2 separate regions of the Homo sapiens genome follow, and region 2 is linked to region 1. Evidence: chromatin loops called from intact Hi-C (ENCODE). Cell type or tissue: dorsolateral prefrontal cortex. All regions are shown on one strand. Links, peaks and the distances in the headings refer to the core of each region. The heading gives the core; the rest is flanking DNA.

Region 1 (4,387 bases), core at 139-4,138:
GTGCAAGATGTGCTTTGTTAAACAGATGCTTGAAGGCAGCATGCTCGTTAAGAGTCATCACCAATCCCTAATCTCAAGTAATCAGGGACACAAACACTGCGGAAGGCCGCAGGGTCCTCTGCCTAGGAAAACCAGAGACCTTTGTTCACTTGTTTATCTGCTGACCTTCCCTCCACTATTGTCCCATGACCCTGCCAAATCCCCCTCTGTGAGAAACACCCAAGAATTATCAATAAAAAAATAAATTTAAAAAAAAAAAAAAAAATACCAGGGCAAGTGAAGCCCTCTGTGCTTACCTCTGCAGGTTGGCGTGAGAAATGAGGTGACGTCATGCTGGGAAAAGTGTGTGTTATATGCAAACGAGGGGGTGGATCCTAGTTATAAAAATAATGATGCCTGTGTTCAAAGACATGGTCGTGACATTTTTTGTTTGAAGTTGAGGAACTTCCCTGGAGTGTCTAAAGAGGAAAAATCAGAACAGTTCTTCCTAGGAGGGGGTAGGTGGTGTATGAAAAACAGGATAATTACCTAGTTGATTTGTATGGAATTTTATTTTTATTTTTATTTATTTATTTGTATATATTTTTTGGGATGGAGTCTTGCTCTGTTGCCCAGGTTGGAGTGCAGTGGCGTGATCTCGGCTCACTGCAACCTCCGCCTCCTGGCTTCAAGCAATTCTCCTGCCTCAGCCTCCTGAGTAGCTGGGATTACAGGCACTTGCCACCATGCCTGGCTGATTTTTCTAGTTTTAATAGAGACGGGGTTTCACCATGTTGGCCAGGCTGGTCTTGAACTCATGACCTCAAGTGATCCACCTGCCTCAGCCTCCCAAAGTGCTGGGATTACAGGCGTGAGCCACCGTGCCCAGCTTATACGGTATTTTAACATTTACAAACACTTTTAAATCCATGGCCCCCTGAATTTTTTCATGGTGAAGACTACAGCTTTGGGGTCTGATAAACCTGTGATGGGTTCCTAGTTCCAACACTTACTGTGTGAGCAAGCAACACTTACTAATTGTCTGAGCCTCAGTTATTAATCTGTAACATGGAGATAATTCTTTTGTTTGTCTTTTGGGTTTTTTTTTTCTTGGAATTGGAGTCTTGTTATGTTGACCAAGCTGGTCTTGAATTCCTGGGCTCAAGCAATCCTCCTGCTTTAGCCTCCCAAAGTAGCTGAGACCACACCAGCACAATGGGGATAATTCTCTCTAAAGAGTAGTTCGGAGTATTAAGTGTGACGATGCATGTTAAATACTTTATTTTATTTATTTATTTATTTATTTATTTATTTATTTATTTATTTATTTTCTGAGACGGAGTCTCGCTCTGTCGCCCAGGCTGGAGTGCAATGGCAAAATCTTGGCTCACCACAAGCTCTGCCTCCTGGGTTCACGCCATTCTTCTGCTTCAGCCTCCCAAGTTAGCTGGGACTACAGGCACCCGCCACCATGCCCGGCTATTTTTTTGTATTTTTAGTAGAGATGGGGTTTCACCATGTTAGCAGGATGGTCTTGATCTCCTGACCTCGTGATCCACTCGCCTCGGCCTCCCAAAGTGCTGGGATTACAGGCGTGAGCCACCACGCCTGGCCCGCATGTTAAATACTTTAAATGGCCTGGTACAAGGTAGGCAAGTACTCAATAAATCTTAGCCAGTGTTGTTCATGTTGTTTGCAACTCCTTCCTCACCATCATGCTGATGAGGCCCATGGTATTAGATCCTCCATTCCCGAGATGAGAAAAATGTGACTCTGAGGCAGCTGTGGTCTCTCCTGGGGTGGCTTGGCTGGTGGGTGACAGGCCAGTATTTTAAACCAACCCAGGCTCCAGCCTGGGGCCCCTGACCCCACAGCTGTTGAATATTCAGTAGGTCCATGCTGTTCTATATTCAAAGACCTTTGTTTGTGGCTAATAATAGCTCTTTGTTTCTGCTTGCAGGAGGGTAGCCTCCATGCAGGGCTTAGACCCTTTTCCTTTTCAGGGACCACACCCACCCTACCCTCATATTGGCTCTAGGGAGCCACTGCCACTAATGGAAGTGTGTCATATCCTCAGGGTGTGCCAGGCAGGGAGGTAGAAGGGTGGGTGAGGCTCGTAGACTTGCACATGGTGATTGGCAGGGCCCCAGCCACGTGTCCATGTGTCATCTACAGTGGGACAGCTGCTCCATTGTGTCTGAACTTGCCTATCCGAGAAAGGCAAAGATTACAGTGTCAGAGCCAGGCCTTGACCGGTCCCCACCTGGCCCTGCCCCTGCCCATCCTCATCCGGTTGGTGCCTTTATGGAGCTCTGTGTGTGCCGAGCACTGCCTGGGACCTTCTACCCATGTGATCCCCTTTAATGTTCATAAACAGGCTGTGTAGCAAGTCCTGACCCCAGCCTTGCCCTTGCAGCCTCCAGGGTGACCTTTTTTTTTTTTTTTGGACGGAGTTTCGCTCTTGTTGCCCAGGCTGGAGTGCAATGGCACGATCTCGGCTCACTGCAACCTCCGCCTCCTGGGTTCAAGCGATCCTAAATAGCTGGGATTACAGGCACGCGCTAGCGTGCCCAGCTAATTTTGTATTTTTAGTAGAGACAGCGTTTCTCCATGTTGGTCAGGCTGGTCTTGGACTCCCAACCTCAGGTGATCCCCTTGCCTTGGCCTCCCAAAGTGCTGGAATTACAGGCGTGAGCCACCGTGCCCGGCCCAGGGTGACCTTTTAAAATGCAGTCAAAGCACAACATCCCAAGGTCCTGCCACAGTCTACAAAGCCTGACTTGGTTCGACCCCAGCCACCCCTCTGACTTTAACGTTTCCATTCTCCCTGTCCTAAATACCTATTGTTGCTCAACACACTGCTCCAAATGTGCTGGCTTAAGCCATGTTGTTATTTCTGCTGATTCTGTGCATCAGGGACGATGCAGGGCACGGGGGAGCCCGCTTGCACTGCTGCCTGGGATGTCTGCTGGCGCTGGAGCACCCAAGATGGCCTCATCATGGCGATGCCTGGTGAGGATGCCCCAGGGGTTTTTTTTGTTTTCTTTTGTTTTGCTTTTTTGAGACAAAGTCTTGCTCTGTCGCTTAGGCTGGAGTGTAGTGGTCCAATTTCGGCTCACTGCAACCTCTGCCTCCCAGGTTCAAGCTATTCTTCTACCTCAGCCTCCTGAGTAGCTGGGATTATAGGCGCGTGCCACCACGTGCAGCTAGTTTTTTTTTTTTTGTATTTTTAGTAGAGATGGGATTTCACCATGTTGGCCAGGCTGGTCTTGAACTCCCCACCTCAGGTGATCCGCCTGCCTCGGCCTCCCAAAATGCTGGGATTACAGGTGTGAGCCACCGTGCCTGGCTGTCCCAGGGGTTTGAAGACACGAGCCTGGGGCCTTGGTTCTTGCAGTCACCCAGGTTGTTGGTTCTTTTTGTAGGCTTAGGGGCTCTTCCTCTCCACCTCATTGTCCTAGGCAGTTGGACTTCCTACCAGGTAACCCTGGCCCGAGAACACAGAAGTGGCTACTGCAAGGCCCTCTTATGACTTTGGGCTGGAAATGGCAGAGCATTACTTCCATTGAGTCCTTTGGTTAAAGCAAGCACAGGTCCTGTGCAGATTCAAGGAGGGGACCACGCAGAGGGCCAGGCCAGTGTGGCTCATTGGAGGCCACCAACGAAACCGCCCACCAGGTTCTTGCTCATTAACTCTTCCTCCAACCTGTCACACACTCTTCTGCCGCTGGGCCTTTCCACTTATGGGTTCCCTCTGCCTGGGGTGCTTTTCCCCAAATATCCAGGGGTCTCACCCCTTCCCTTCATTCAGCCTTAGCTAAATGTCACCTTTAAAGAGAGACCGAGATCACGTGCCACTGCACTCCAGCCTGGGTGACAGAGCGAGACTCCGTCTCAAAAAAAAAAAAAATAAATAAATAAAATAAAGAGAGACAATACCTGACCCCACCTTATCAAAAACAGTTTACCCCTCTCATATCACCTCTGTCCCCTGACACCACTCTGTTCTTTTTTTTTTTTTTCATTACACTTATCACTTCCTGGCATAATATTTACTGCCTGTTTATTATTTGATATCCCTCTCCCTCATCTCAGAATATAACTGCCGCGTGAGTAGGGCACTTGCCTTGTTCACTGCAGTTCCCTTAGTTCCAGATATGACATATGGTAGATAGAGTTGTTGAATGAGTATTTGAGATGAGGAAACTGAGTCTTAGAAAGGTTAAGTAACTTTCACAAAGACATACAGCTAATAAGTGACAGAGTGGGGATCCAAACTCAAGCATTTGGCATTGATCATGAAGCTTTGCTGCATAGAAGCTTTGCTGCATAGGGGTAATTGCTTAGGTAATTATGGCTGCCTGCCCCCTCTTCTCCCTGAGTCCTGTCTGTCTCCACTCAGAGTGAT
Region 2 (4,387 bases), core at 27-4,026, 67 kb after region 1:
TCCTAGCTGCTCTAGAGGCTGAAAAAGGAGAATTGCCTGAGTCTGAAAGGTGGAGTTTGCGGTGAGCCAAGATCGCACCTCTGTCTCCAGCCTGGGCGATACAGTCAGAGTCTGTCTCAAAAAAAAAAAAAAGTGATACCAGTGCAGATCGAAGCTACCATTACAAACTAAATGACCCTTAGGTCACTATTTTCCGTATCTGCAAAATGAGGTGAATACACCTTACACACCTAAGAATGCTGCAAAACTCCTCTCTGGCAGGGAAAAAAACCTTTTGAGTTACTCTAATATAAGGCTCAGAGAATATAATTAAGGTGTTAAGGTTAGGAGATTTATTTTTAAAGATAAAATATAATCTGTCATGAAGAATTTACATTTTGAAGATGAGAGTTCATTTGAATTGATTTTGGAGCATAATGAAGTGAAATCTAGGCTCCAAGGCTAGTCTCAAAATCGAATGCCCAACGGTGTGGGGTTTTTAATTTTTTTTTCTGTTTTTGTTTGTTTGTTTGTTTTTGTTTTTAGACAGAGTCTCACTCTGTTGCCCAGGCTGGAGTGCAGTGGCACGATCTTGGCTCACGGCAATCTCTGCCTCCCGGTTTCAAGCTATTCTCCTGCCTCAGCCTCCCGAGGAGGTGGGATTAAAGGCACACGCCAACACACCCAGCTAAATTTTGTATTTTTGGTAGAGATGGGGTTTCACCATGTTGGCGAGGCTGGTCTCAAACTCCTGACCTCAGGTGATCCATTCTCCTTGGCTTCCCAAAGTGTTAGGATTACAGGCATGAGCCACCGCGCCCGGACAGGTGTGGATTTTAAGAGAACTTAGTCTGTGGTTCTCAGCCTTGGCTGAAGAGAAGACTTATGCACAGAGCTTCTAAACAATATCAGTTCAGAGAGCCCCCTCCCAGAGATTGACTGGGGAAGAGCACGGTGTTTTTGAAAGCTCTGTATGGGCCTCTCCTGTACAGCCTGGGCTGGGGCGAAGTGGGCCAGAGGGTTGGTGAACTGGAGAACCATGCTCATCTAGAAGCGGTTGCCATGTTAACTGCCTGGTAAGAAGGTAGGCTCAGCATTTCCAGATCTTCATACACTTAAAGTGAAACCAGAAATCCAGATCTTTAGGTAAAATCCTCTGTTTTAACACTGTAGGTTAAACAGAGTCCGTTTATGGGCACGCCTGGCCCATGGGGAACTGATTTGTGACCTCCATCCCAAAGTGCCCTTTCTGCTGTCTGTAAAAGGAACATCTGGATTTTACCTGATCATAACGAAGAATAAACACTTGCATTTCAGCTTATGGAAGAAGAACCAGTGTCAGATTTCGCAGTTCAGGAATGACTTTAGACAATATCAGTCGGGCAGCTGTGGATCGAATAATCCGGGTGGATCATGCAGGCGAATATGGAGCAAACCGCATCTATGCCGGGCAGATGGCTGTCCTGGGTCGGACCAGCGTCGGGCCAGTCATTCAGGTGGGTGCTTCTTCATCTCCCTCACCCTGGTCTACTGAATGGGCAGATCCAAAGGACTTCAAGTAATGAATCATGGGAGGTCAAGCGTTCCCTAGGGAGATGCCATTGTCTCCAGGAGAGCGAAGGTTGGTTCTTGGTGGAGATGGGGAGCAAAAAGCATATTGTTCTTTTTATGGATAAAGCACAGAGAGACATCTAGTACATAGACAGGTATGCGGTATATCTTTGGTATCAGTACTCCATGGCGGGGGCAGGCAGTAATGAAAAAAGGTTAAGAATCGCTCAGCACAGCAGTCAACTGTGCTGAAATGTTGCAGCCCTGCCCCCTACCGTGCCAGAGAGGTATTGTATCCCAAGAGGCTATGGGAGGACCTGAAATTTGTAGTTACACAGACCTGGTTCACATTTTGGCTCTCTCCCACCTCCTACCTGTGCGACCTTGAGGATGGCACAGGACTTCTCTGGGTTTCCATTTCCGTATCTGCAAAATGGCCTCATAATGGCCTGGGTTTGGGTAAGGAACCGGGTCTGGCCCATAAAGGTCAAGTTAGTACAAGTTAAATGGCCTGCCCTGAACCCTTGGGCAAGCTACTTAGCCTCTCTGTGCTTCAGTTTGTTGTGTATACTGGCGCAGTCATAGTGTGTCCTTCACAGGGATTGTGTGGATTGAATGAATTGCTTGCATGAAGCTATTTGATGGCCCCTGGCACTTAGGACGTGCCATCTAAGTGTTAGCTGCAGCTAGCATTCTCCCTTTTTCCTCTGATGTAAATAATATTCAGGGCCGGGTGTGGTGGCTCACGCCTGTAATCCCAGCACTTTGGGAGGCCGAGGCCAATGGATCGCTTGAGCCCAGGAGTTTGAGACCAGCTTGGGCAATGTGATGAGACTCCGTCTCTACGAAAAATACAAAAATTAGCTGGGTGCAATGGCTCACACCTGTAATCCCAGCACTTTGGGAAGCTGTGGCGGGTGGATCACCTGAGGTTAGGAGTTTGAGATCAGCCTGGCCAACAAGGCAAAACCCTGTCTCTACTAAAAATACAAAACAAATCAGCCAGGCATGGTGGTGCATGCCTGTAGTCCCAGCTGCTTGGGAGGCTGAGGCAAGAGAATCACTTGAACCTGGGAGGCAGAGGTTGCAGGGAGCTGAGATCGCACCACTGCACTCCAGCCTGGGCAACAGAGTGAGACTCCGTCTCAAAAAAACAAAAAAAACCGCACACACACCACAAAATTAGCCAGGTGTAGTGGCATGTGACTGTAATCCCAGCTAATTTGAGAGGCCGAGGTGGGAGGATCGCTTGATCCTGGAGGTTGAGGCTGCGGTGAGCCATGAGCTTGCTACTGCACTACAGTCTGGGTGACAGAGTGAGACCCTGTCTGGAAACAAACAAACCACAACAACAACAAGATGATGCTATTCTAGTAATCTGGAAGGAAATTACACAACAGCCAATGTTCTGCCTTCCTGATTTTGAAATGGGTTAAACATGTCATTTCTTATGTGTGTAGACCCTTGTCATTTACTGGGCACATTGTGGGCCTGAGAGACTTCTGCTGCAACCATGGCTCATGGCAGTCTTAACTGGAATTGAGATAATAGACTGTTTTGTATTCTTGGTGCTCTCTTCTCTTTGTCACAGATTCCTTTAGTCTGATGTTTTACTGTTTCCATTGACGTTTTGAGGGGAATGGGGGAGACAGCAGTTCCATCATTTTCTCCGTTTCTGCTTTGCTCCCTGTATGCCGCTTGGATGAGTGGGAGGCCTCTATGGAATGCTTGCATGTCTTTATTTTTATGTTTCTTGCAGAAAATGTGGGATCAAGAAAAGGACCATTTGAAAAAGTTCAATGAGTTGATGGTTACGTTCAGGGTCCGGCCAACAGTTCTGATGCCCTTGTGGAACGTGCTGGGGTTTGCACTGGGTACGTGTCTCTCTAGAAGAGCTTATGCAAGCTTGGGGATCTAGGATGATTAAATCCTTCAGGTATCATGTTCACAATTCTTGCTGTGTCCTCTTATGACCTCATTCTGTTTACTTCATATTTTTCCGAGGTTAAATTGACTGCCTTTTTTTGTGTGTGGTTAAATTTATTTAAGATAGAATCTTAATGTCAGTACTTTAAAAAAAAAGGCCGGGCGTGATGGCTCACACCTGTAATCCCAGCACTTTGGGAGGCCGAGGCGGGCAGATCATGAGGTCAGGAGTTCGAGACCAGCCTGAACAACATGGTGAAACCCCCGACTCTATTAAAAATACAAAAATTAGCCGGGCATGGTGGTGCGTGCCTGTAATCCCAGCTACTTGGGAGGCTGAGGCCAGAGAATCGCTTGAACCTGGGAGCTGGAGGTTGCAGTGAGCCAAGATTGGCCCACTGCACTCCAGCGTGGGTGACAGAGCGACACTCTGTCTCAAAAAAAAACCAAAACAAAACAAAAAAAAACAAACCAGAGCCAGGGTCTCACTCTGTTGCCCAGGCTGGAGTACAGTGGTATAGTCGTAGCTCACTGAAACCTCAAACTCTTGGGTTCAAGTGATCCTCCCACCTAAGCCTCTGAGCCTGAGTATCTTGGACTACTGGCGCATGCCACCACGCACAGCTCTATTTTTTTTGTAGAGATGGGGTCTCGTTATGTTACCTAGGCTGGTCTCAAACTGCTGGCCTCAAGCCATCTTCCCTCTCTGGCCTCCCCGAAGTGCTAGGATTACAGGCGTGAGGCACTGCACCTGGCCTAATGTCAGTATTATAAATAGAAAATACAGTAAAAATAAACAACAGAGAAAAAAAGCTAGTAGAATTCAGTTGCAGCCAAATACTGTTCCCTGACAACGATTCTCAACCTGAGATCTGTTCACTCTTTTAAAAAACGGAGAAGAATAAATGGTATAAAAGATCAAAGATATACT

The links. A loop is a pair of places that touch in the nucleus more often than their neighbours do. Peaks named below come from ENCODE experiments on the same cell type or tissue, not always from the same donor. Only the 100,000 strongest peaks of a DNase experiment are listed, where the experiment ranks them.
Region 2: it touches region 1 in a loop (3-fold over the local background); 11 of 110 quality-filtered maps call a loop at or near these places.

Annotation. Positions count from the first base shown.
Region 1 is chr16:19,003,795-19,008,181 of GRCh38, forward strand. The region is part of intron 1 of TMC7 (transmembrane channel like 7); the gene reads left to right. Among named protein-coding and RNA genes, the nearest start is that of TMC7, 22 kb to the left of the region's middle. In dorsolateral prefrontal cortex, for the core only: no CTCF peak of the experiment used is centred there; a DNase peak (open chromatin) is centred at 2,137; H3K27ac peaks cover 4,000 bases.
Region 2 is chr16:19,070,632-19,075,018 of GRCh38, forward strand. COQ7 (coenzyme Q7, hydroxylase) reads left to right here. Exons shown (of 6, transcript NM_016138.5): 2 at 1,297-1,475; 3 at 3,290-3,404. Among named protein-coding and RNA genes, the nearest start is that of COQ7-DT, 5.1 kb to the left of the region's middle. In dorsolateral prefrontal cortex, for the core only: a CTCF peak has its summit at 1,809; a DNase peak (open chromatin) is centred at 1,800; H3K27ac peaks cover 1,365 bases.